3 separate regions of the Homo sapiens genome follow, and regions 1 and 2 are each linked to region 3. A link is an interaction called in ENCODE POLR2A ChIA-PET data of the cell type or tissue named here. Cell type or tissue: MCF 10A. All regions are shown on one strand.

Region 1 (8,000 bases), 100 kb before region 3:
GAATAGAGAAGCTTGACAAAATACTATAGTCTGGTGGTGACTCACACATGTAATCCCACCACTTTGGGAGGCTGAGACAGGTGGATCACTTGAGCCTAGGAGTTTGAGACCAGCCTGGACAACACGGCGAAACCACGTCTCTACCAAAAATGCAAAAATCAGCTGGGCATGGTGGTGCGCCTGTAGTCCCAGCTGCTAGGGAGGCTGAGGTGAGAGGATCCATTAAGCCCAGGGAGGTCAAGGCTGTAGTGAGCCACTGCACTCCAGCCTGGTGACAGAGACTCTGTCTCAAAACAAAGCAAAACAAAAGCCAACCAAATAAAAAAAGCAAAAAAACTCCTGTGATATGTAGTAAATAATTTCACCTTGTCCAAAAAGAGGTCTGGCTTTTGCTTTCAGCTTGTGGGAGGGAATCCCTAAGCTCTAAGACTATCAGGCCTGATAGGAGTGTCTTTGTTTGCTGTGGGTCACATTGAATAGCTAACAATGTGATTGCGGGTAGGGACTGGTCAAACCGGAAAGTCCAACAATGTAAGGTGGTGGCTTTGAGTCACTCCCAGAGGGGCTGCAGGCTAGAGATGGAGACCAGCCTGTGCACCATCTGCCATGCTTACTCAATGAGGCCCAAGAAAAACTCTGGACACTGAGGCTCATGTGAGCCTCCCTGGTTGCCAGCACTCCTATGTTCTGCTACACATGGATGCTGGGAACAGGAGGCTGACCCAACAGGGAGGACCACAGCAGCTGTGCATGGGGTAGTCCCCAGACACCCCCTGTGGGCATCCTCCCTTGGCTGATGCTCATCTGCACCCAGAAGTATAAGATGAGTCTTGCTGGGTGTGGCGGCTCACACCTGTAATCCCAGCACTTTGGGAAGCTGAGGTGGGTGGATCGTGAGGTCAGGAGTTCGAGACCAGCCTGGCCAATATGGTGAAACCCTGTCTCTACTAAAAATACAAAAATTAGCTGGGTGTGGTGGCATGCACCTGTAGTCCCAGCTACTTGGGAGGCTGAGGCAGAAGAATCACTTGAACCCAGGAGGCAGAGAGGTTACAGTGAGCCGAGATCGCACCACTGCACTCTAGCCTGGGTGACAGAGCGAGACTCCATCTCAAAAAAAAAAAAAAAAAGGATGAGTCTAACAGCTTCCAGTTAGCTCTGTGAGTCTTTCTAGCAAGTTATCAAAACTGAGAGTGGTTGGGGGAACTAGTCTTTCCAACTTTGCAATTGGTATCAGAAGAGGTGGTCTTGGGAACCCCTAAAACTTGTAATTGGTGTTGGAAGTGAGCACGGTTTTCTGTGTGGGCTGTGTTCCCTCCAACTTCACAGTTGGTTAAACTCTTCACATGTGGCAAACATCTGAATATTTAAATATAAAATTAGGACTTCCACTTCTAGGCTAGATGTTCTGGGGAAAAAATAAACTCCACTACAAATACCTAGACCTGTTGATTGAAACTAAACAAACATCTTTTAAATGACTACCTGATTGTATAAGAAAGTAAGGAAACTCACAAAGGCCAAAACCGAAGAAGAGGCTGAAACCAGAATGAGAAATGACCCCTGATGCTGTGGGCTGCCCTAGAAGCACCTGGAAATATCTGAAACCTATAGTCACTGGTTTTAACAGCCATACAAAAGAGAGAAGGCAGGGCCCTGGGCCCATGCAGGCAAGATGGAGTGTCAGGACTTAGACTCTTGGAAAAGCTAGAATCCTTGAAGAGCTAACTCTTGGTAAAAAGGTGACATAGAAAAAGAAGCTAACAAGAAAGTGTGTCTATCCTGGCTTCAGCTTTGGGTTAAAAAAAGAGAAAGAGAGAAGGAGGAGGAGGAGGAGAAGGGGGAAGAGAAGGAAGAGGAAAAAGAAGAGAGATATTTCACTCTTCCTTCCCCCTGAAAATGTAAAGGCCATCCTCACGTGGATTTCGGGTCTGGATTTACACTCCCTGAAGAATATCCAAGCTGAGAAATATTTTAATATGTTTCCAAGATGGAAACAAGCACTCCAGGCCTCCTGACAGATCTCTCCAGAGGACTAACCCTCAGCCTAGGCCTGTCAGGATTCCCACAGACTGAGATCTGCAAAACATGAGTTCACCATAAAAATTGAGCCTGCACAAGAGAAACAATCCATCATGAGCAAGTGTCAGCAGGAGCAGCAGATGTCAGAATTAGACCACCAAAGATGTCACATTATGGGATTATCAGGAACAGGATTCAAAGTCATGTTTTCAATGTTTATGGGAGTAAAAGGGGAAATTAAACACACATGCAGGGAACATAAAAGTATCCAAGATGACCTAACAGATTTGACACCAAATACATCTCAAAATGAAATATATAATTATTAAACTTTTTTAAAGTAAAAAATGGCATAAACATCAGATTAGGCACATTTGCAAAGGAATTCATAAATTGAAAAAAAAAAGTTGAGAGAATCATCCATAAATGTAGCTCAGAAAGATAAAGAGATGGGAAATGAGTCAGAATTCCTCTCCTGCCCTTCTGGAGAAGAGCCGTGAGCTGGATCATGTCCCGCAGGCAGATATGGATGGAAGAACAGACACTGAGCTGGAGGAGGCAAGAGTGCTCCCTCTGCCCAAATGATGCCTCCCTCTGCCCAGCCCGTATCCTTGAGAGGGAATAGGGGATAATGGGGTTGGGGTGGGGGGCACAAGGCTGTTCTCTGGGATTTCAATATCATGCTTCCCCTTAAAATTCTCAGAATGGGCCAGGCACAGTGGCTCACACCTGTAATCTCAGCACTTTCAGAGGCCAAGTTGGGCGGATCACGAGGTCAGGAGTTTGAGACAAGCCTGACCAACATGGTGAAACCCCGTCTCTACTAAAAATACAAAAATAAGCAGGGGGTGGTGGCGCGTGCCTATAATCTCAGCTACTCAGGAGGCTGAGACAGGAGAATCGCTTGAACCCGGGAGGTAGAGGTTGCAGTGAGCCGAGATCGCACCACTGCACTCCAGCCTGGGCGACAGAGCAAGACTCCGTCTAAAAAAAAAAAAAAAATTCTCAGAACGTCCATCAGCCAGGAATTTTCCTCACCCTAAGCCTTTTGGGAAGAGATTCTGTTTCCAGTTTGTTCCCTGTGGGCAAAGCCTTTCCCCCTCTTGGATTCATCTGTGCAATAGCTGGATCTCTAAGGCCACTGCCAACTCTAATATTCTATTCTGTTATGACATCCTGCGGTGACAGGTACGATATGTGCCCCACTGACTCACCTCTATACTCAGGGCAAGTCAGAGATCCCGGGATGCTTAGGAAGAGCCCTGCCTGTCCAAAACACAGTTTCAGTGCACAGCCTGAAACTCCACAATTACAGAGTCATTTATCTGGAGGTAAACATCATCCTAATTAGATTCCAAATTGTTTTTTTCTCAGAGGGGCTGGGTAAAGGATAAAATTAAAGTCATCATCAGTCACAACACCTCCATGTGAGTTATTTTAACAGTCTTTTCAAAAACAAAGTCACAGCATGCGAGATGGATTTGACAGGAGGAGCAGAGGGGAAATGTGGTAGGTCAGTCACACCCCCAGGGACTGGGCCCTAGTCCCGAGCGTAGGAGAGGCGGAGCTGGAAGGTGAACCTTCCACAGCCTCGACCGTCCGTCCTCCCTCCAGCCTCTCCACAATTCAACACCTGCTGGCCAGCAGGCGGCAGTGCACGGACGAAAATGCGCATCTCTGCTGGATTTCCCAGGAGCTCCTGGAGTTCAAATGGCTTCTTTTTCTGGTAGCCTCAGTGCTCAGTGTGGAGAGGCAGGCTGCAGACAGCAGGGACAGTGGGATGTGGGATGCACTGCCCAAGCCTTTGTAAGTCCGACCCTGGTGGTGGCCCCAGAAGCCAGGCTGCTGGACTGGGAGGGCTGCCTGGAAGATGGGGCACCTTCAAGGCTTGTCCTGCCTGACTAAGGGTGAGGGGACATTTGAGGATGAAATGAGACGTCTGGAAGTGTCCCTAACCTTCCTGGGGCTGCCCCCCGTGAAGGTCAATGCTCGATGCGGGGGCTGGAGGGGGCAGACAGCTTCATGTGTCAGAGACCCTGGAGTGCAGGTGTAGCCCCTGAGCTCTGTCTGGGCACAGTGGCATGCTCATTGAGTGGAGAGGTGGCGTGGGTCCAGCTCAGCCTGGGGAACCAGTCTGAGGCCGGGTGACAGAGCCCTTCACTCTCTAAGCCTTGCTTCTCAGACCTGTTGAATGGCTGTGAGCACTCCCGGGGGGCTGATCCCCAGCCACTGTACTCTGCAGAGGTGAGCTTGAAATTCAGAGGGGCAAGGCTGCATGCATCCCATTCCAGAGTCCTCCCATCCTATTTGAAGTCCTCTCATCCCTTCCTATTTGGGGGGCTTGTTAATGCTTCCAGGGTGCTGCAGGGCAATGGGTAGCCTGGCTCTGTACCAACACACGCAACAGCGCCCTGACTCAATGCCCCTTCCCTTGCCTTCATCTGGCCCAGGTAACCCTCTTGGGCGAGGGAGAAAAGTGAGCTGCTCAAAGAAGATACTTCCATCAGATACAGGCAAGCAGACACTTTCTATTTCTGCAGGAATGGGACTCCATCGATTCAGGAAGCCCACAGAGGCCAAGCCCACGGACTGCACATGCAACCCTCTGACTCCATCGCAGGGGTGAGGGACGTGCTCCCCCACATTGCCTTCCTATGGATTCCCCATGCCCACCCTGCTGCAAGGAATGATGCGGCAACACTGTGATCTACCGCAGTGTCTGCCAAACTCTCAGCTCACGGGGATCTCTGGGCGCTTGTTAACATTCACATTCTCATTCCAGGGGAGAGCTGGGAACCAGTGTCTGGCAAGCACCCTACATGACTCTTACACTTAGGTCAGTTTGGGGCCATGTCCACCTAGAAGATGAAGGAAGAGAGGGAGCCTAGAGCCGTGAGGATTTTATTTCCACATAACCTAACCAGAGGCTGCCAATGGAGACTCAGAGCCAGCCCAGGAAGGAAGGAGGTAGGTCTTGGTGGACAACGAGCCAGTCTCAGTCCCACAGCCCCTGCCTGAACGGGCACGCTCTCTCCCTGCCTCTTCCCACGACCTGAGAGACCAAGCTTGCCAAGCTCCAAGGACTCTGATGGGCCCTATGGTCAGGTTGCTTGCCTGAGGCCTTTTTTCCTAACCCACAGGGTGATTGTGGTAGGAAGAATAATGGCCCCCAAAGCTATCCCTGTCAGAATCCCTAGGTCCTGGCATATGTTACTTTGCAGGGCAAAAGGGACTTTGCAGGTGTGATTAGATTAAGGACCTGGGGATGGGGGGGTTATCCTGGATTGTTCAAGTGGGCCCAATCTAATCACAAGAGTCCTTATAAGAGGGAGGCAGGAGGGTCAGAGAAGGAGTTGAGGACATCACGCTGCTGGATTTGAAGATGGAGGAAGGAGCTGTGAGCCAAGGGATATGGCCTTTCTTGCCCCCTAGAAGCCGGCACAGCCAGAGCCAAGGAAATGCATTGTCCCCCAGAGCCTTCAGGAGGAACCAGCTCTGCCAACACCTTTGTTAGGGAAGCAGAAGCATAGGAGAGCCAGAGTGCCACCATTTTAAAATCAACTCCATCTTGGCTGGGTGCAGTGGCTCACGCCTGTAATCCCAGCACTTTGGGAGGCTGGGGTGGGTGGATCATTTGAGGTCAGGAGTTCAAGACCAGCCTGGTCAACATGGTGAAACTCCCTCCCTACTAAAAGTACAAAAATTAGTCGGGTGGTGGTGGCGTGCGCCTGTAATCCCAGCTACTCTGGAGGCTGAGGCGGGAAAATCGCTTGAGCCTGGGAGATGGAGGTTGCAGTGAGCCGAGATTGCGCCACTGCTCTCCAGTTGGGGCGACAGAGTGAGACCCTGTCTCAAAAATAAATACATATAAATAAAATCAACTCCATGTTAAAACTAGCAAGGCACATTCCTTGCCAGCCACTACCCATGGTCCTAAGATGTTTACATTTAAGGAAGCAGTTTGGTAATGCCTGTAAGGACACACTCCTCCAACAACAGAAAGTCCAGATGTCCCAATACCCTTAACAGTATAGGTTTTCAAAATAATTATAATTATGCTCTCATGTGCTGATGTAGGAACATGTCAAGGATAGCTTCCTTTAAATCAGTAGAGTAATAAACGTCATGCTGTCAGCCCACTGGCAGTTAGGCACAGCTTTGGTTTAGTCTTTACAGAGACAAGATCCCTATATAAGAAAAACTTAAAGCAAAGATGGTGCGTGCCTCTGCTTGCTTCCTGAGGGCACTCTACTTTGTAATGGAGCAGTTTCTAATAAACTTGCTTCTTTCCCTGCACTTTTCCACTCACCTTGAATTCCTTTCCTGCACAAAATCCAGGAACCCTCTCTTGGGGTCTGGATGGAGACCCCTTTTTCCAGTAACACCTTGATTTCATCCCATTCAGACTTCTGACCCAAAGAACTGTACGATAATAAATGTGTGTGGTTTAAAGCTAGTGAGTTGGTGGTGATGTGTCAAATCAACAACCGGAAACTCATATGGTGACTTGGTTGGAAAAAGTTGCTCTCGTTATCGTCCCTGCCGAGTATGTGAACACTGGGAGGCAGCAACAATAGCAGCCGCTTAGAAGCCACAGGTCCCCCTAGCTCACACCCTTCTCCCTGTGTGACTTCAAGCAAGTCCTTCTCCTCTCTGAACCTCCATTTCCCCATCTGTAAAATGGAGATGGTCACTGCATCCACATGACACCCTGTGTCTGGGAATTAAGTGGTTTGCCCAGAGAACTTCTTTCACCTGAAACTCATTTTTCACCCACCTGAGACCCAAAGTGCCCTGAAGAGAGACATAAGGAAGACAGGGCTTCCTAAGACCTCAGACCCAGCACACAGCCTCGGTCCCAACCTTGCCCAGGGGTGCACTAGGGGCATGTTGATGGAGCTGCCCTTGGATTTCCTACTGTGGCAGCCCATCTGCAGGATCATCACATCTGCCACCCACATCCTGGTGGTCCAGCGTTCGCTCTCGGGGAACAGTGGATCACAGCATCAAACCGTGGTTTCATGGAGCCATGGTTTCCAACATTAACCCGGTGCCTCCATTGCACACGATGTTCTGGGAATCATTTACATTTTTTCCTTGTTCCAGAGCTAAGAAACCTCTGAATGGAGAGGAAGGTGACTCTATTCAGAGGCTTTCTGGGCTGGGAGCAGGATGGCATTGTCAGGGAGGTTCAGTCCTTTGGTTATAAGACGGCCTCTGGAGAGGAGGGCATGGGCGGAGGCTGGGAGAGGGGCTGGGGACAGGCTGGCAGACAGGCCCCACTGCATCCTTTCAGAGGGCCTACTACCCTCTCTGGGGAGCCTGCCGTCTAAGACACACCATTTATAATCGGATAGAACAGTAGTGCACCTCTGAAGTCAGGCCGATCAGGGCGCAAACCCTGTTGGTGTCACCTAGCAGCTGGATGGTGTCAGGCGAGTGGCTTAAACTCTCTGAGCCTCCACTTTCTCAGTTGCAATTTTGTATAAATACACACAAGTCCCTCTGTTTCCTGTTCCAAAAAGAACTGGAAATTGAGACCTGCCCTCCATGAAAGGGCTTCTGATCTCAGAGGGAGGTTTGTGCAAGGTAGCAGGGACCGCTCTCTGAGGGATGGCTCCAGCCAGGCGGCTCCCTGTTCCGTCTGCAGGTGAGGCTGGCTGGGGGCAGCATCCCTGCAGCACTGAGGCCAGGACATCTCGCAGCTCCTCCCTGGCTCCTGGTGCCCTCTGCTGGCATCATCAGGAAAGAAGAAGGCAGGTTGGCAGTTCAGGGTCAAAGGAGAGTTCCTGAGGCTTGACATGGCCAGCTCTTTTCCCCTGGGACAGAAGCCTGCGATAGACAATTGGGGTAAGAAATAGGGACTGAGACTCCAACAGCACACACAACATCCTTCCCTGCCAAAGCAGGAATCCTGCCCTCTCCCTACAGCCACCCATTCAGCCTGCCCTGACATCTCTCCAAATCTACAGATTCTT
Region 2 (8,000 bases), 160 kb after region 3:
TACAACGGAGTGCCAGCATGGCCCTGAACCTGGGACGAGAGTCCTCACTTAGCTAGGCTCAGTACCAGAGGGAGGGGAGAAGAAAAGTTCCAGGCTATAAGTCTGGAGACCTGAGTTTTGGCTCTGGTTCTGGCATCAACTAGCCAAGCGAGCTTGGGGTAAATTTCTTCACTTTCTATGCCTCGGTTTTCCTCATCAGTAAAACGAAAGGGAGAATCTGAATCAATTATTTTAAAAGTATTTCAGATTATAAAATCTTATCATCCAACTCTACCTGATGAGTCTTTTCCCCTGAAAAATGTGCATGCACAAAATTCCAGGAAGCTTTGAAGATCTTGAGAAGTAGTGTCTGTATGAAATGACCTCTAACAAGACAGTCATCACATCCTTGCCTGGAAAAGGAGATTCAGGGCAACACAATGGATATCTTCAAATGTGGTCAGGTTCTTAGGTGGGAGATTTATTCTGTTCTACTCTAAGGGGTAGAACTAGGGCCAACAGGGACAAATGATGAGAAGGAGTGGAAAGAGGGGCTGGGAGCCCAGGAGGTGGTGTGTCCTGCTGTCCTGGAGATGCTGCAGAGGCTGGGCTGGCCTCTCAGGAGGTGCTCAGCATCAGATGGGAAGCTGGGCAGCACGTTTAAGGCTTCTCTTTGGCATTCTAATTCCGGTATCCATCTCTAAAAACCCATGGCATTTCCTAGCCTAACGCTGACAATGTACCGGCTACCCCAGCACAAATATAGACGGATTCCAAACAAAGCAGTAGTCAAAAAATACAAGTCGTATTTTTGACTGGTGTTTTAGAGTTTACTCAATTGCATTTAATAGCTTCTTCGGTGTATTTAGAGAAATGCAGTTATATCTGCTTTATGTAGAATTTTAAAAACTTGACAACAATTCTATTCAAAATCAGTCTACTTTCTTCAATGGAAGAGTATAAAAAGGATACTATCTTCAATTTTCAACAATGTCAACCACCTTACCTCACTTGACTTTAATGCTAGCCTCTCAGCGCAGGGTATAAAACACCTGCCCCCCACCTCCCACCCAGCATACAAGTGCTTTAGATATCCAGAGTGTCTATGACTTGTCCACAATCACAGCCCCCGAGCTGGCAAAAGCAGCATGTGAACCCAGGCCTTCAAACCCCAAACTCAAAGGTTTTGACATTAAGTTATGGCTCTTTCTGAAGCTACAAGAACTAAAGGGCAGGTGTCACATCTGGCTCCTTGAGAGTCAGTTCATCAGCGAGGCAGAACTACTCCCCTACCTATGAATAACAGCAGGAGCAGCCGCCACCACAGCTGCCACTCAGAAATAGACACTGTGCCTGGCACTTTACAAGCCTGTGAGGTGGGCTATGTTTCTCCACTCGACACAGAGAATATGAGGGCTCACAAAATGGTAAGTCTCCTGCCATCTTGGCTCAGCAGGGTTCAACCCAGGAGTGTCTTCCAAGCCCATGCCCCCTCCCTTGGCCACATGGCCTTGGCTCCTAGCTAAAGTTCTCTCCCTATGTGCTCCTTTTCAGCCCATCTCAGGTTCTAACTCCCTAAGGAACTCTTCCTTGACTATTCTAGCCCACTCCTAAACTCCTGGTGTATTTCACTTTGAACCACACGACTCTGCTTTAACCTCAACTAAACCGTAAGGACCTTGAAGACTACAGTACACCACTACCCATCAATCATCAAACATTTATTGGAGTTTGTGCTGTTAGTATGACTGCTGGCTCAGTAACTTGGAATCTCTCAATGAAGCTAAACAGGTTTTGGGGTTTTGTCTTTTTATTAAAAAGCAAAAACCTACAAAGGAAATGGGGCTTCTGGTCATATCCCAAGGTTGGGCCTAGGGAAAACTGAAAATTTAGAATTTGAGGATTTTGGTTTGCTACTCAACAGCAACCTGTATTATCTTGAGGCTGGATGAAACACAGATAATCACCTAGTCCACTTGATAGGGTAAGAGATAAGGAAAAACCAAAGTACAGAGGGGTAAAGGCATTTCTCCAGAGTTCATGCAGTATATTATTTCCCAGTGCCCATTGATACAAATGACTGCTGCCCTGAGAGGCACCTAAGGGCCATTCCTGAGCGCAGGGGGTCTGGCTGAGATGAGGTCAGCTAGTGATTCTAACTGGTATTTGATCACATATCTTCTCTGGCACACTGGTGCTTCTCTCTGACTATGGCATTTGTCTAAAGGACTGCATGAGATACCATGCTGGCTGGGCGAATCAGAAACCAGACAAGTTCCCAGGAAGTTCTCTTTCTTTTATAAATAACTTTGGTCTGATTTTGCCATTTTAATTCTTTAAAGTCATAAAATAAAAAGTTAACTAGAAATGATTTAAAAATAAAACCCCTGAAGACATACTACTGGTGGTTTTATATTTATCTAAGAATCAAACTTCCCAAAACAAGCCAAACCACTTGAAGCTGGATTCTGGTGCCTTAAACACCACGACCTTTGTGTGTGTAGCAAGAAATGTTTGGTGATCCAGCACAGTGACATGAATGATGCTAATATTTTCCTCTTTTAACAGACAAGTGTAACTGGATATTCACTAATGTGGCAAAGTTCAGAATAAGCTAAGTCTAATGATCAGAAAACCTCAATTACAGAATATCTTCAAAAAACAGTTGGGCTTCTTTCAAGTTTAAATAAAACATTTACTGTGAACTTCAACATTATGGGTACTATATGCACATCACACTGACTGGCAGCAACAAATATTCTTGCATTAAGTGTGCATACAATGATTTATAATTAGTATATCAACTATTTCCTGAGAAATGGGCACTTTTGAAATGAATAAGGATGTCTGAGAACAGTTTTATGTAGCAACATTTGTATAGCATATGACAATTTTAAAAGCATATTTCTATATCATAATATCTTTCATTCTCACAGCAGAGCTGCTTATTCAGGGTTATACTAAGATGATGAAACTGGGGACAGCTGGACAACAGCAGACGCAGGACTAAAAACCAGGTTTTCTGCCTCAAGATTTTTATCTCACACTGACCCCAGAATCTCTTTGTAGTATCAATTCTCTTATTTAATCCTCTCTTTTTAATCACCAAAGGAGAGGTTCTGTACCAGCTCTAACAAACAGATTACAAATTCTAATATAAGAAGAGTTCAAATTCATGGAGTTCTCTTGGAAACAGAAAATGGGCTCAAAATTTTAAAAGGTCACTCTCAAGGCCTTAGCCCTTTAAGGTATTTGCTAAATGCCAACTCTACTGCAAACCACGGTAACTTCATTAATGAGGCACTGAAACTCAATAGCAAAATTTATTTACTAAAAAGATAAAGAAGTTAGATAATGAAAGAGACTTACTCAAATAGGGACTATGAAAACATTATGTCTAAGCTCAGAAACACCAAATTTTAAAATAAAAACTCTAAATTGGTGTCCAAATCCTTCATCTATCTTGCTTACTATAGAACATGTATGTTAGCTTTGGATGAATGGTGTCTGAGACAGATTTGGTACTTGGCACATTTTCAATGTGTAAGAAACACATTCTGCACATATAGCTTCTTTTGAAAGAAACTGACAAAGCAGACGCTTGCTTATATGAGAAAACAAGCCATCTTATCGTCAGTCCTATCTCATCCATCTTCCCAAACAGCTTTTGTGACAAATTTCAATTTACAGAAATTGTATTTCAAGAAGCTGTCCTTCCTCGCTGCAGTCACATAGTCAGAGCCACAGTGCACATGCTGGTGTGGTAACGTCACGCTGGCAAGAGAAGGGCAGCTGGTGCCAATATCTCTAAAAGCAGCCCCATGTTAACCTGCCGAGTCTTACGCTCTTCATCTCCTGCTGAAGCCCAGTTTTTGTCTGGGAATATAAAACCAACTAGCTTCTTATTGAGAACGAAGCTCCAAGAGAGCTAACTTTGGGATAAACAAACTTTGGAAGTATTAATAAGACAGGAAAATAGACTATGACTTTGTATGACTAATAAAGTAAGTCTAGAAACATTTCAGATCCTTTTCAATAAATGTTTGGAGTCATAAGAATTGAATGCAATGATAAGAAAATGGAAGGACTAGAGAACTATTACGTGCCATATTAATATGCCAACAAGATGCCTACAACACAAACTTTATGTGCATCTCAGCCTTCTGCCCTAAAAAATGGCAAGAAGGAATGGGAAAAGATTGGTTAAAATAAGAGGAAGATAAGAAGAACTTCAAGGGAAAAGAAAAAAAAAAAAAAAAGGAACGAAAAATGAAAACCCAACCTCAAACCTAAATACACAGGTTCTTGAGTTATTATAGTGGCTCCTGGCAAAGTGACAGAGTAAAGTTTTATAAGGAAACTCCAAGGGCAATGAGTCAAGGTGAGTCAAACTATGCAAAGCAGGAAGGCCTGCCAATGCAGGCACCGTTCCCAACACATCTCCTCCACCAGCTCTACCACAAGTCAGTAACAGCAGCATGGGGACCCTTGAACCCGAGTGCTGCTAAGTTTATTTTAAGCAGGATATATATTCTGCTCTTTTCCCTTGGGCAATTTAAAGGGCCTCATACCTGAGAATTTTCTCTCCTAAATTTCTAATTTTGCAGAAAAAAAAAAATCTCCCAAGAAAAAAGCAAATAACAAACCAATTACTTAATGTTGTTAACTTATACTTCTTAGGACTCAACTTTAGACAGATATCTTCCAACTGGAGAGTCGGTAAGTGCGTGCCAAGACACCATGGACGGCTTGGCATTTCATTTAAATGCCCGAGTCTAAGTATGTACTGCCCCATGAAAACAACTGATATCATCTCTATGTAAAGGTGCAGTGGCTCATGCCCGTAGTCCCAGCTACTCAGGGGGCTAAGGCAGGAGGACTGCTTGAACCTGGGAGGTGGAGGTTACAGTGAGCACAGGTTGTGCCACTGCACTCCAGCCTGGGTGACAAAGCAAGACCCTGTCTCAAATACAAAGCACAACAAAAAGAACATCATTTTAATTTCATTTTTTGATCACGTATTCTCATTAAGGAGAAGCAATTATGGTTTAAAAAAGTTAGCACATGCCATTTGCCCCTTAACGGAGACACAAAACCTAGCTAATGTCTCAGTTCTGCCAGTAACTGCTATGCATACAGTTCCTCTAGGACAAGCTTGTCCAACCCGTGGCCCAGGATGGTTTTGAATGCAGCCCAACACTAATTCATAAACTTTCTTAAAACATTATGAAAATTTTTTGTGGTTTTTTTTTAGGCTCATTGGCTATTGTTAGTGCATTTTATGTGTGGCCTAAGACAATTCTTCCAACGCAGCCCAGGGAAGCCAAAAGATGGGACACCCCTGCTCTAGGACCTTCCCTCCTCACCTGGGAATCACTATGTTGATCGTACTAGCTCATCTGGTCTTCACGTTTTTTAAATGAGTTATTATAAATGAAAAGTGCTTTGTTCAAATGTGAGTTATTATCACCATCATGCAACCAAGCCAGATTTTGGAAACCCAGTTATTAGTCTGAAAACACATCCATCCCCTGTGTACTGTGTGCTGTTCTAGGACTAGCAGGTGAAGAGAGGCCCAGTCTGAGGACAAGACCCTCGCCCTTGCTGAGCTACAATTGTGGTGGAGATTTGAAGAGGTCACATCAGTCACTGCTCAAGCAGTCACACAAACGCCAAACAGAACTATGATCTAGGGTCTGACTCTCTATGTAGACGGAAGAATTGTGTTAACTATAATTCCCTTCATCCACGAGTGTGCTCACACGACAGTCACACATGAGCCAAGAGCTCAAACTAAGCAAGTTGTTATGTCTCACTCTGGGGTCAAACCCATTACCTGGCATGCTAAGTTTTCTGAAGTTCCAATATATGAGTTTGTTTCCCACAGTTCCTTTTACTGAAGGGTGTCACTGAATCATTTGTATCTGGACAGCTCCTGCCACCTCCCCATTCTCTGTAGGCTTCTAGCCACTTGAAAGCCTGGTGAGGCATAGGGGCTGGACAATCCAATAAGCAACAGGCTGAGTTTTTGCTGAGTGTGCACCCTCTGTGGCATGTGTGCAGGACACAGAGACATGTCCTGCCACTCTCTACCAGGTAGCTGAGGTCCCAATGCCAGGAACTGCAGAGATAGCTTGCTAGCATTTTAAATACTCAAAAGTGAGTGGAAGAGGCACAGCAGGGCTGCCACCACTCAGCCTCATCTTGCAGAGAGAAGCACACTGAACGGCTGGGAGGGAGGAAGGTCAGTACAGCAGCCTGCTACCCACTGTTGGCAGGCGCTGGGCTGGAATCATCCCTGGTCATCTCATTTAATTCTCATGAGAAACTTTGTGAAAATATCCATTCCTATTTTACACACAAGGAAACGGAGGCTCAGAAGGTGAAATGACTGGTCCACTTATCTGGAGCAAGAAGGCATTGGTTCTGGGACTTGCATGTCTGTGATTCCAAAGCTGGTCTCCACCTCCCACACCAGACTACCAGAGGCTAAATGCCAGAAAGCAGCAGCAGACCCTTCCCTTCCACAAAGGCAGCTGGAAGCACGGACATGGAACACATCCCAGGGGCAGGGCAGGCCTGCTGGAAACAGTGAGCAGGAGCTAGGAACTGAACAAATGGCATTGGCCCTGGAACTATGCCACTGCTCAGCAAGGACGACAGCAATGGGGACTCCACTCTGTATTACGACATGGCTGAGTTCCAAGGAAGGGGCTCTTAAGCTGTGCACTGATTCTGATTCCTCTATCTCCATGTCCAAACTGCTCCTCATGACCCGTCTGTTCAGCACCCCTGGCCACATGACTGACTCACCTCCTTATGGGAGTCTTTGTGGGCTTCCAGAGTCTTCATAATCGTCAGCTCGGCGTAGTTTTTAAATCTTGCTGGTTGATTTCTCAGAATTTCCCTCAAAACTCTTAACGCCAGTGCTCGAATTGAATGCTAGAATACAAAGGGAAAGGAAGACATCACCAAACACCACACAGCACTTTCACACACAGCAGTCAGCAGGGTCGGCAAGGCCAAGCACCCAGTTCTGGGTTCCCTGGAACCTCGCAGAACCCTCTAAACAGATCACACAGTTCACTTGAAATCAGCTTTACTTGACACTGGCTCTCTAGACATCAGCTCCATGAAGGCAGGCACTGTGCCTTAGGGTGACATTCCCAGGACCCAGCGCCTGACAGGCACTGAGAAAAGCTACTTGAACGAGCCATGCACTTGAGACCAAATGAGGATGATATACCTAAGTTCATTATCAGTTTTCTGGGGATTTCCAGATTTCCTGAGGCTTCAGGCTACAAATTATGCTTCTGTAAAATGTATGAAAGAATGTGTATAAAGCACCTGGATGTTTCATCAACACAGCCTGTAAGAGTGAACTCCACCTAAGGACAGTGGAAGGCCTGTCATTATTCCTGACCTTCCATGTGATGAGATCACTGGGTGTGTACAGGCCTCGAGTTGGTTAAGGCCAGAGTCACGCATCTGGAGGAAAGCCATTCCAAACAGACTCCTGATCTCAATAAAAGAGAACGTAGTTTACACCAAACAGAGCCAGAAAGTACATCCTGATTCTTTGCCACTCATCTGTACAGTTCACACACTAATACACCATTTACCTGTCTTCTACATGACATCACTTTATCTCCCAACAGAGCCAACAAGGCATAACTGCCTTACGAGCCAATACTTTGTTTTTTTTAAAAGTATTTTTAAAAAGTTTTTTTTAAAAAAGTAAAACAGATTACTTATTACCATTCTTCTATTTTTACTTATCCCTAAACCAAACCATTAATCCAAAGCATCAGAAAGCTATCTGAGTCACCACGGCATGGCATGCAGCAGCCTCCCTGTCACTCAGTTGCCATGCAAGTCCCCTCTAGCTGGCCCTGGGCATGGCCTGCCACCTCCTGGCAATCCTCCCATCCCCTTCCTCCAGCCCCTCCCCACAGCACTCTCTTCTCATTTCTCTTCTCCATGTGGATGGAGAAACTTTTTCTTGTAGAGGTTTAATTCTG
Region 3 (8,000 bases):
TCAGCCTGAGTCTTTAGTGCTTTCTCTTCCACTTCAAGTTTGGGGAGGCCCCCTGTAAGACACCCACAGTGCAGGGCCAGCCATCCCTCTGGCCGGATACCCAGAACGAGCCCCTGCTGGGCAGCCCCAGCAGACCAGGAGAAAACCCTGTTTACAGGCGTGTTAGCCCAGAGCCCACCAGGCAGAGTGGAGAGGCATTCAAAGGGGTCAGAGGGACACCGTGAAGTTGCACGGAGAGCAGAGGTCAGCGTCAGCATGGGGAGCTGGGTCTCAGGAAAGACGGGGAGGAGTAGTGCCCTGTGATTAACAGCCTTTGTAAAACCTGCCACAAGTCCCTCTCCTAATGGGTGGTCACTCTGCCCTCACACACCTGCAGAACTCCTGCTGGGCACACCCTGCACACATCGTGACGTCCTTGGTACAAGGGGCAGCCTCTCCTGCCTCCGTGCTCAATCTAATTGCCCCCCGCCTTGCCCCATCCCAAGCAAATCTTTGACATCCCTGATTAAATGACCTCAAACTCAGATTCTCAAATTAAAGCAGCAATTCCCAAAAATGTTTTCCTTGGCACACTGGTGTCCCTGAGTTAATGGAGGGCCAGAGGGAATACATTTGGTAACTGTTGGATAAAATAGGATGTAACAACCTTTTTCACTGCAGACCTTCTCAGAGCCTTCAGTATGCTCCTGTGTGGAGTGGCTCTGACAGGAAACTACCATGTACAGCATTTCCCAAACTTATTTGGACACTGACTGTGAAATACAAAGAATATCCATAGACCACAGTTTGGAAAACTCTAAAACAGGTAATACACTTATTCATTCATTCACGTATTCATCCAACAAATATGTGTTTGGCCCTGTGCTGGGCACTGGGGTGGGGCAGTAATTGAAGCAGATGTTGTCCTGCCCTCATGAGCTTACCTTCCACTGGGGGGACAGACCTAATGCCACTTTCTTTCCTTTTTTGTTTTTTTGTTTGTTTTTTCTTTTCTTTTCTTTTCTTTCTTTTTTTTTTTTTTTTTTTTTTGAGACGGAGTCTCGCTCTGTCGCCCAGGCTGGAGTGCAGTGGTGCTATCTCAGCTCACTGCAAGCTCCACCTCCCAGGTTCATGCCATTCTCCTGCCTCAGCCTCCCGAGTAGATGGGACTACAGGCACCTGCCACCACGCCCGGCTAATTTTTTGTTGTTGTATTTTTAGTAGAGATGGGGTTTCACCGTGTTAGCCAGAATGGTCTTGATCTCCTGGCCTCGTGATCCGCCCGTCTCCGCCCCCCAAAGTGCTGGGATTACAGCCTGTTTGTTTTTCTTTTTTTCTTTTTATTATACTTTAAGTCCTAGGGTACATGTGCACAACGTGCAGGTTTGTTACATATGTATACATGTGCCATGTTGGTGTGCTGCACCCATTAACTCGTCATTTACATTAGGTATATCTCCTAATGCTATTCCTCCCCTCTCTCCTCACCCCACAACAGGCCCCATGCAGCTATAAAAAATGATGAGTTCATGTCCTTTGTAGGGACATGGATGAAGCTGGAAACCATCATTCTCAGCAAACTATCGCAAGGACAAAAAACCAAACACTGCATGTTCTCACTCATAGGTAGGAATTGAACAATGAGAACACTTGGACACAGGAAGGGGAACATCACACACCGGGGCCTGTTTGGTTTTTTTTAATGCCACTTTCTTTCATTCATTTACACACTCAATAAATATTGAGTGTTCCGAAGTTCCCAACCCAGTGCCAGACCCTGGAGACAGAATTGAATCGGCTGTGATTGCTGCCCTCAGGAATTTTTAATTAACTAATCTAAGAGACTGTTTCTCTGGAGTAAGGCATAAGTGGCCTGGTTTTTTGCAAAGGAAGCTCCCTTTGCAAACACAAGCCATCCTTCCCCTTTCATTCCTGGGTTAGCCCATCCCTCACACCATAAACCAGGTTGAATTTGGGGTCAAGTTCAACCCTTCATGTGCTGTGAAGGTATTCCACTGGTCTGGGGACAGTGTGGCGGGGGTCTGGCATCCGGCCCTAGGAGCAGCCACAGCAGTGAGGGAGCATTGACCCATGTCATCCCAGGGACCTGATAGCGTTTCCTGCTGCACAGCACCCAAGCCTGGCCTGCAGGCTCTGGGCATCTCTGTAATCCCTTCCAGCAAGATTCAGATGCCTCCAAGCAAGAACCTGCTGCAGGCCGGGCTCCCTGGAAGCAGACTCTGCTTTAGATTAGCATCCGGGACTGTCACTGGGAAGCACTCTGGGACTCCATGTTGGGGTGGGGGATGAAGGTGGGATTGAGTGGAGGGAGAAGTTGGGTTGTGAAGCAGCCTCAGTGGAGGCCTCAGTTGATGCCACAGGCAGCTCTGGAGCTGGCATTGCCCTGAGTTGTCCCAGGTTGGGGCAAGAGACCAAGCCTTTATATCTGCGCATGAGGCTCTTCCACACAGGCACGGGCATCCTCTGAGGAAGAAGATGGCCCTGGGCAATGAAGCTCCCCTCGGCCAAGGCAATTCCTGGAAAGGCTGATGGGCAGCCTCCCAGCAGCTGTGGACTAAGTCCCTCAGTCCTGAAGCAGGACTGGGATGGCTTGTTCCAGCGTCCCCCACAAATGCCGACAGCAAGAGGCAGTCTGGCTAGGGGGAATAGCAACCCTAAAGCTGGTTTTCTCTAAAGCTTTAGAGCCTAGTCCCAACTCCCCACTCCAGCTTACCCCTGGGCAAGCAGCTCTGCCTCTTAGAGGAGCCTCCATTTGCTCAAACCTTGCAGGCTTTAGTGAGGTTAATCATGTCACAGCATTAAGTGAAAGGCTTCCTGGAGGAGGTGACACCTGAGCTGAGTCATGAAAGGAAGTGAAAGGTAGGTGTTGACCCCACAAAGAGGGGAAAGTTGCCCCAGGCAGAGGAGGACACCTGTTGGGACCAGAGGCCTGAGCAGGCTCAAGAGAAGCACCAGCGACTCAGTGTAGCTGCTGTGGAGAGGGAGGGGTGCTTAAGAGATGAGGCAGGATGATGGGCAGGGGCAGATCACAGAGGGCTGGAGGGTCAGGAGAGGGGAGGCTGGCCTCATTCTGCCCTCAGAGGAATCTGCCTTCTATCCTAGTGGCTTCCGGCTTCCATTTGTATGACGCTCACACAAGTTAGGGATGCTCTCAGTGGCTTACTTGTATAAGCTCATTTAACCTTAACAACACTGTTAGGAGGTATGGACTCTTACCAGTTCCATTTTACAGATGAGAACACTGAGGCACGGAGAGGCTCAGTCAGTTGTCCAAGGTCACACAGCTTGTAAGTGGAGCCCAGGCTGTCTGACACCAGAGCACACACTCCTAACCTCTACATTGTTCATCACAGGGGCACCTTTGGGTGGCCCAGGGCTGTGTCCTCTCACCACCCTGATTCTGCTTGACCCAGCCAGGTAGAGCCCTGTGGACGGGGCCCGCCAAACCAAAGCCTTCAAACCCTCCAAACCCTCAAACCCTCAAAGGCAGCTTGTCTTCCAGGGACAATGCCACTGACGCCAAGCCCCAGGGGTTGGGCTATGGGCCAGGGACATGGTTTGGCTCCAGAACATCACAGAGCAATTTGCAACACCTTCCAAATGCAATTGGAGCAGCCAAGAGAGGCAGGTGAGGTGCAGCCCTTACGTGCACCTCAGGTGTATGGCTGGGTGTCGGGTTACCCCAAGGGCAGAGGAAAAGCCTTGGCAGGAGATGAGGGCTGCAGCCAGACCCCTGTCCCCTGCCCACACACCCACATTCCCTCCTGCCTTACGCATTGCTCAGACCCCCACACCCAGTGTAGCCCGGCAGTCCTAGCTACGACCTCCTGCAGCCCCAGCTGCAGCTCCCGCCTCTCACCTCCTTAGCCCCAGTAATTCCACGTGCAGGGGTCTCCTTCCCAACTGGTGTACACTCAGGAGGGGAACACCCATCACCTGCGGCACGCTGGGCTCTGGGGCATAACTCTGGAGGGCTTAAAGACCTCACGTAAGACTACAACGCTTCCCAAGGCTCTGCTGCACGCTAGGTGCCGACTTTGGGGCTTATCTTCCTCATAGCCTCGGCAAACATCAACTGAACACACCTGTGTGCCGTTGGCCTGGGCAGGAGCATTGAGGTGAATCGGGCCCAGGCCTGCTCTCAAGGCACTCACTGGTAAGCACGGGCCTCCTCGCAGCTGGGGGAAATAGTGCCCGGGAGCCATGGGCCTTACCCACAAAGAGACTTAGGGGCCAGTGAGTGATGGAACCAGGCTTGCGTTGGGCCCGCTTTGGGCAAAACACCTCCCATCCCACCTGGAGCTCCTGCCACAATCTACAAGACAGGAGGCAGCCAGACACAGTGGCTCATGCCTATAATCCCAGCACTTTGGGAGGCCGAGGCAGGCGAATCACCTGAGGTCAGGAGTTTCACCCTGGCCAACATGGTGAAACCCCGTCTCTACTAAAAATACAAAAATTAGCTGGGCGTGGTGTCAGGCACCTGTGATCCCAGCTACTCGGGAGGCTGCAGCAGGAGAGTCGCTTGAACCCTGGAGGCGGAGGTTGCAGTGAGCCAAGCTCGTGCCACTGCACTCCAGCCTGGGCGACAGGGTGAGATTCGGTCACCTAAAAAAAAAAAAAAAAGACAGGAGGCTCAGAGAGGACCGCATCTTGCCTGAGCTCACAAGCCAGCCACGGCTGAATTCAAACCGAGCTGTGAATAACTCCGAGTCCACGTGCCCCGGGAACACCAAGCTGAGAGGAGAACAGTGCTGGAACAAGAGACCAGCTCGGGGGTGACACGGAAGGAGCAGGCCTTGGAGAAGAGTGGTGACTCACTGGGACACTTCGTGGTTACAAAACAGGCCAGGCTCCTGCCAGACACTCACACTCGGTTACTTTTCTTTTAATTCCTTCCCTGCCCTTCCACTCCCTGTTCCCTGGGCACAGTAAGTACATTCTGTTCTTCCTGAACTTCTCACTGAACAGGGCAACTCGATTCTTCTCCCATGGACTGAGGGCCCTTGGCCGACTGGAATCACGGGTGCCAGGCCAGGGCATCAGGAAGGACACAAGAGGGACCAGCCTGTTCTGGCCAGCCTGCCAATCTGCCGGCTCCCCAGTGCTTTGGGGTCAAGTTCAACCCTCAACTAAGTCCCAGGCCTTTGAGATGAGCTTACTCTGCAATCTCGTGTCCCCTACCCCTCTCGGGTACCAGCACGGAAGTGCTGACCAACCCTGCATACTCACTGGCCACCCCACACCCCCGGCCTGCCCACGCCACACCTCACCAGTGTTGACCAGAGGAGTTCCTCAAAATAAAATCCAAATTAGCTAATAGTGTTATTGCAATTTCCTAACATGAATTATGGTACTGCGGTTATGTTAAAGGGTGTCCACATTTTTAGGAAACACTCACTGAAATATTCAGAGGTAAAAGGGCTTCCTGTCTGCAACTTACTCTGAAATATTTTAGAAAAAAATGTATTAAGAGAATGAGAGAGAGGGCCGGGTACGGTGGCTCACGCCTGTAATCCCAGCACTTTGGGAGGCCAAGGTGGGCGGATCACAAGGTCAGGAGATCGAGACCATCCTGGAACACAGAGAAACCCCGTCTCTACTAAAAATACAAAAAATTAGCCGGGCGTGGTGGCGGACGCCTATAGTCCCAGCTACTCGGGAGGCTGAGGCAGGAGAATGGCGTGAACCTGGCAGGCGGAGCTTGCAGTGAGCCGAGATAGCGCCACTGCACTCCAGCCTGGGCGACAGAGTGAGACTCTGAATAAAAAAAAAAAGAGAGAGAATGAGAGAGAGATGGGGAGAAAAAGCAACTGTGGTAAAACATGAACATTTTAAGGAGTTCGAATTGTATCAGAAATAATTTGTACTATTTTGGTAACTTTTCTGTAAGTTTGAAATTATTTCTAAAATTTACAGCTGGGTGTGGTGGCTCATGCATGCCCCCGCTTTGGAAAGCTGAGGAGGGAGAGATCCCTTGAGCCCAGGAGCTGGAGGTTACAGTGACCTGTGACCGCACTCCAGCCCGGGTGAGAGAGCGAGACCCCGTCTCTAAAAAATATAAAATTAAAATTAAGTTACAAAAACTTGGGAGGAAAATAAATTTTAAAACCCCACTAACCTCAAGCCTCATCTCCAGGAAGTGCCCCAGACCCCTGAGGCTGGGATGAGGGGTCCTATGGTGTTGTGACAACTATCTTGGTTTTCGCCCACAGTTCCTGGCTCATAACCCCCACAGCCATCGTTACAGGCTTGGGTTATGGTGTTGGGTGTCTAAGGCCTCAGGGGCAGGCCCTTGACCTTCTCCTGCCCTCCCTTCACGCCTGTGTCCCCTGCCTTTCTGACTGTGGGTCTTAAGACCACAGTCTTACCCTGGGGGAAGGAATGCTGATGTCATGAGGCTTCCATAAAAACCCAAGAGGACAGGGTTCAGGGAGCTTCCAGGCAGTTGAACACATGGAGAACGCTGGAGGGTGGTGCCCCAGGGCAGGCATGGAACCCCCACACCCCTCCGCCATACCCTGCCCTATGCGTCTCTTCACCTGTATCCTTTGCAATATCCTTTATAATAAAACAGTAAACGTAAGTGTCTCCCTGAGTTTTGTGAGCCGCTCCAGCAAATTACTCAAACCCAAAGAGGGGGTCATGGGAACCCCAACTTGAAGTCAGTATGTCAGAAGTTCCGGAGGCCTGGACTTGTGACTGGTGGAGGTGGGGGGCAGGGGCAGTCTTGGGGACTGAGCCCTCCACTTGTGGGGTCTCACACTATCTCCAGGTAGGGAGTCAGAATTCGAGGACCCCCAGCTGGAGTCCGCTGCTTGGTGTGTGGAAAACCCCCGCACATCTGATCACAGAAGTATTCTGTGTTGATGATTGTTGAAGAGAGTTTTCTCCACACGGTTCCCTTCCAGACATGCCCCATCCCCTCACCACTGCATGCCCCCATCACACCTTGTCTCCATGTCCTGTTTGCTTGCCACTTTAGGAGTGAGTGCCCTGGAGGATGGGACAGTGTCTCCTTCCGATCTGTGATCTGGGTGATACGACACCTCTAGCTCTGTGCTCAGTTCTCTACAGCAAGACATGGACCCAGGCAGCACTGGGTGCCAGGTGCCACTCTAGGCCTGGAGAATGCAGTGATGGAGATTCACCCAGCCCCCACCTAGTGCAGCTGACCTTCCAGGAGAACCTGGAGCTGGGGACAGGAAGAAGGTCAAAGCTGGGGCTGCAGGCCTCCTTCCCATGGTGTCTCCTACACTGCAGTCCAGCCATTTCCCACTCCTTCCGGGGCTCCACATAGCCGAGGGCTCCACTTGTGGCTTGCTGTCATCCCCCCCAGCCTCTTGCCTCACACGTGCCCTCCGTGACTTCATCTGACACAGAGACCCTGACCCGCCTGAGCCCTGGCCTTCCCTCTCAGCATGTTTCCAGCTGCCAGTGGGCCAGGCGACAGGGAAGGGATGGCTTTGAGGCCTCAAGGCTCTGGCCGGTGGGCCTTGGGGTGGGGCAGGGTGTGGCACTCCAGGGAGGCTGGCCAGGATGAGCATTGCGGCTGTGGGCTCCTGCAGCTCCTGAGCCGCTGTGTGTTGCTGTAGAGTCCTGAACTCAGAGCTAGCAGTGCCGTGGGGACCCTGCTGTGCAGGCTTACAGTTGCCCTCATTGCTCCAGTGGCTCTGTGTGCGTCTCTGCTCCCTGCCTTTGAAGGACCTTGCAACTTGCCTAAGACAGGGTGCAAAGTGTGAAGAAATGGGGGGCCAGACCGAGTTGTCAAAGAACGCTTCAGCAGAGGGAGACTTCAGCTGAGCCTTGAAGGAGGAGGGAGAGGCAGGCAGATGGAGCACATTCCAGGCAGAAGACTTCCCCAATCGATGAAGGATGTCCTGGAGAAATGCTCAGCGTGCCCTGGCCACAGTGAGAAGACGACTGATTCGTGAGCTCCGGTATCAACAGAAGATGCTGTTTCAGACCCAAGAGGCTGAGCAGATGGCAGAATGGCAGCC

The links. Peaks named below come from ENCODE experiments on the same cell type or tissue, not always from the same donor. Only the 100,000 strongest peaks of a DNase experiment are listed, where the experiment ranks them.
Region 1: POLR2A ChIA-PET joins it to region 3 with 24 read pairs; 4 of 35 experiments call an interaction of 5 or more read pairs at or near these places.
Region 2: POLR2A ChIA-PET joins it to region 3 with 14 read pairs; 2 of 35 experiments call an interaction of 5 or more read pairs at or near these places.

The regions. Positions count from the first base shown.
Region 1 is chr2:121,091,793-121,099,792 of GRCh38, forward strand. No RefSeq gene overlaps it. Among named protein-coding and RNA genes, the nearest start is that of TFCP2L1, 190 kb to the right of the region's middle. In MCF 10A, CTCF peaks have their summits at 3,678 (motif pointing right) and 7,735 (motif pointing left); DNase peaks (open chromatin) are centred at 3,669 and 7,749.
Region 2 is chr2:121,356,380-121,364,379 of GRCh38, forward strand. It overlaps CLASP1 (cytoplasmic linker associated protein 1), which reads right to left. Exons shown (of 41, transcript NM_001395891.1): 38 at 6,793-6,921. Among named protein-coding and RNA genes, the nearest start is that of TFCP2L1, 75 kb to the left of the region's middle. In MCF 10A, no CTCF peak of the experiment used is centred here; DNase peaks (open chromatin) are centred at 4,352 and 7,452.
Region 3 is chr2:121,192,709-121,200,708 of GRCh38, forward strand. No RefSeq gene overlaps it. Among named protein-coding and RNA genes, the nearest start is that of TFCP2L1, 88 kb to the right of the region's middle. RefSeq lists enhancers at 4,269-5,167, 7,013-7,514, 7,515-8,000. In MCF 10A, no CTCF peak of the experiment used is centred here; DNase peaks (open chromatin) are centred at 3,563, 4,023 and 4,883.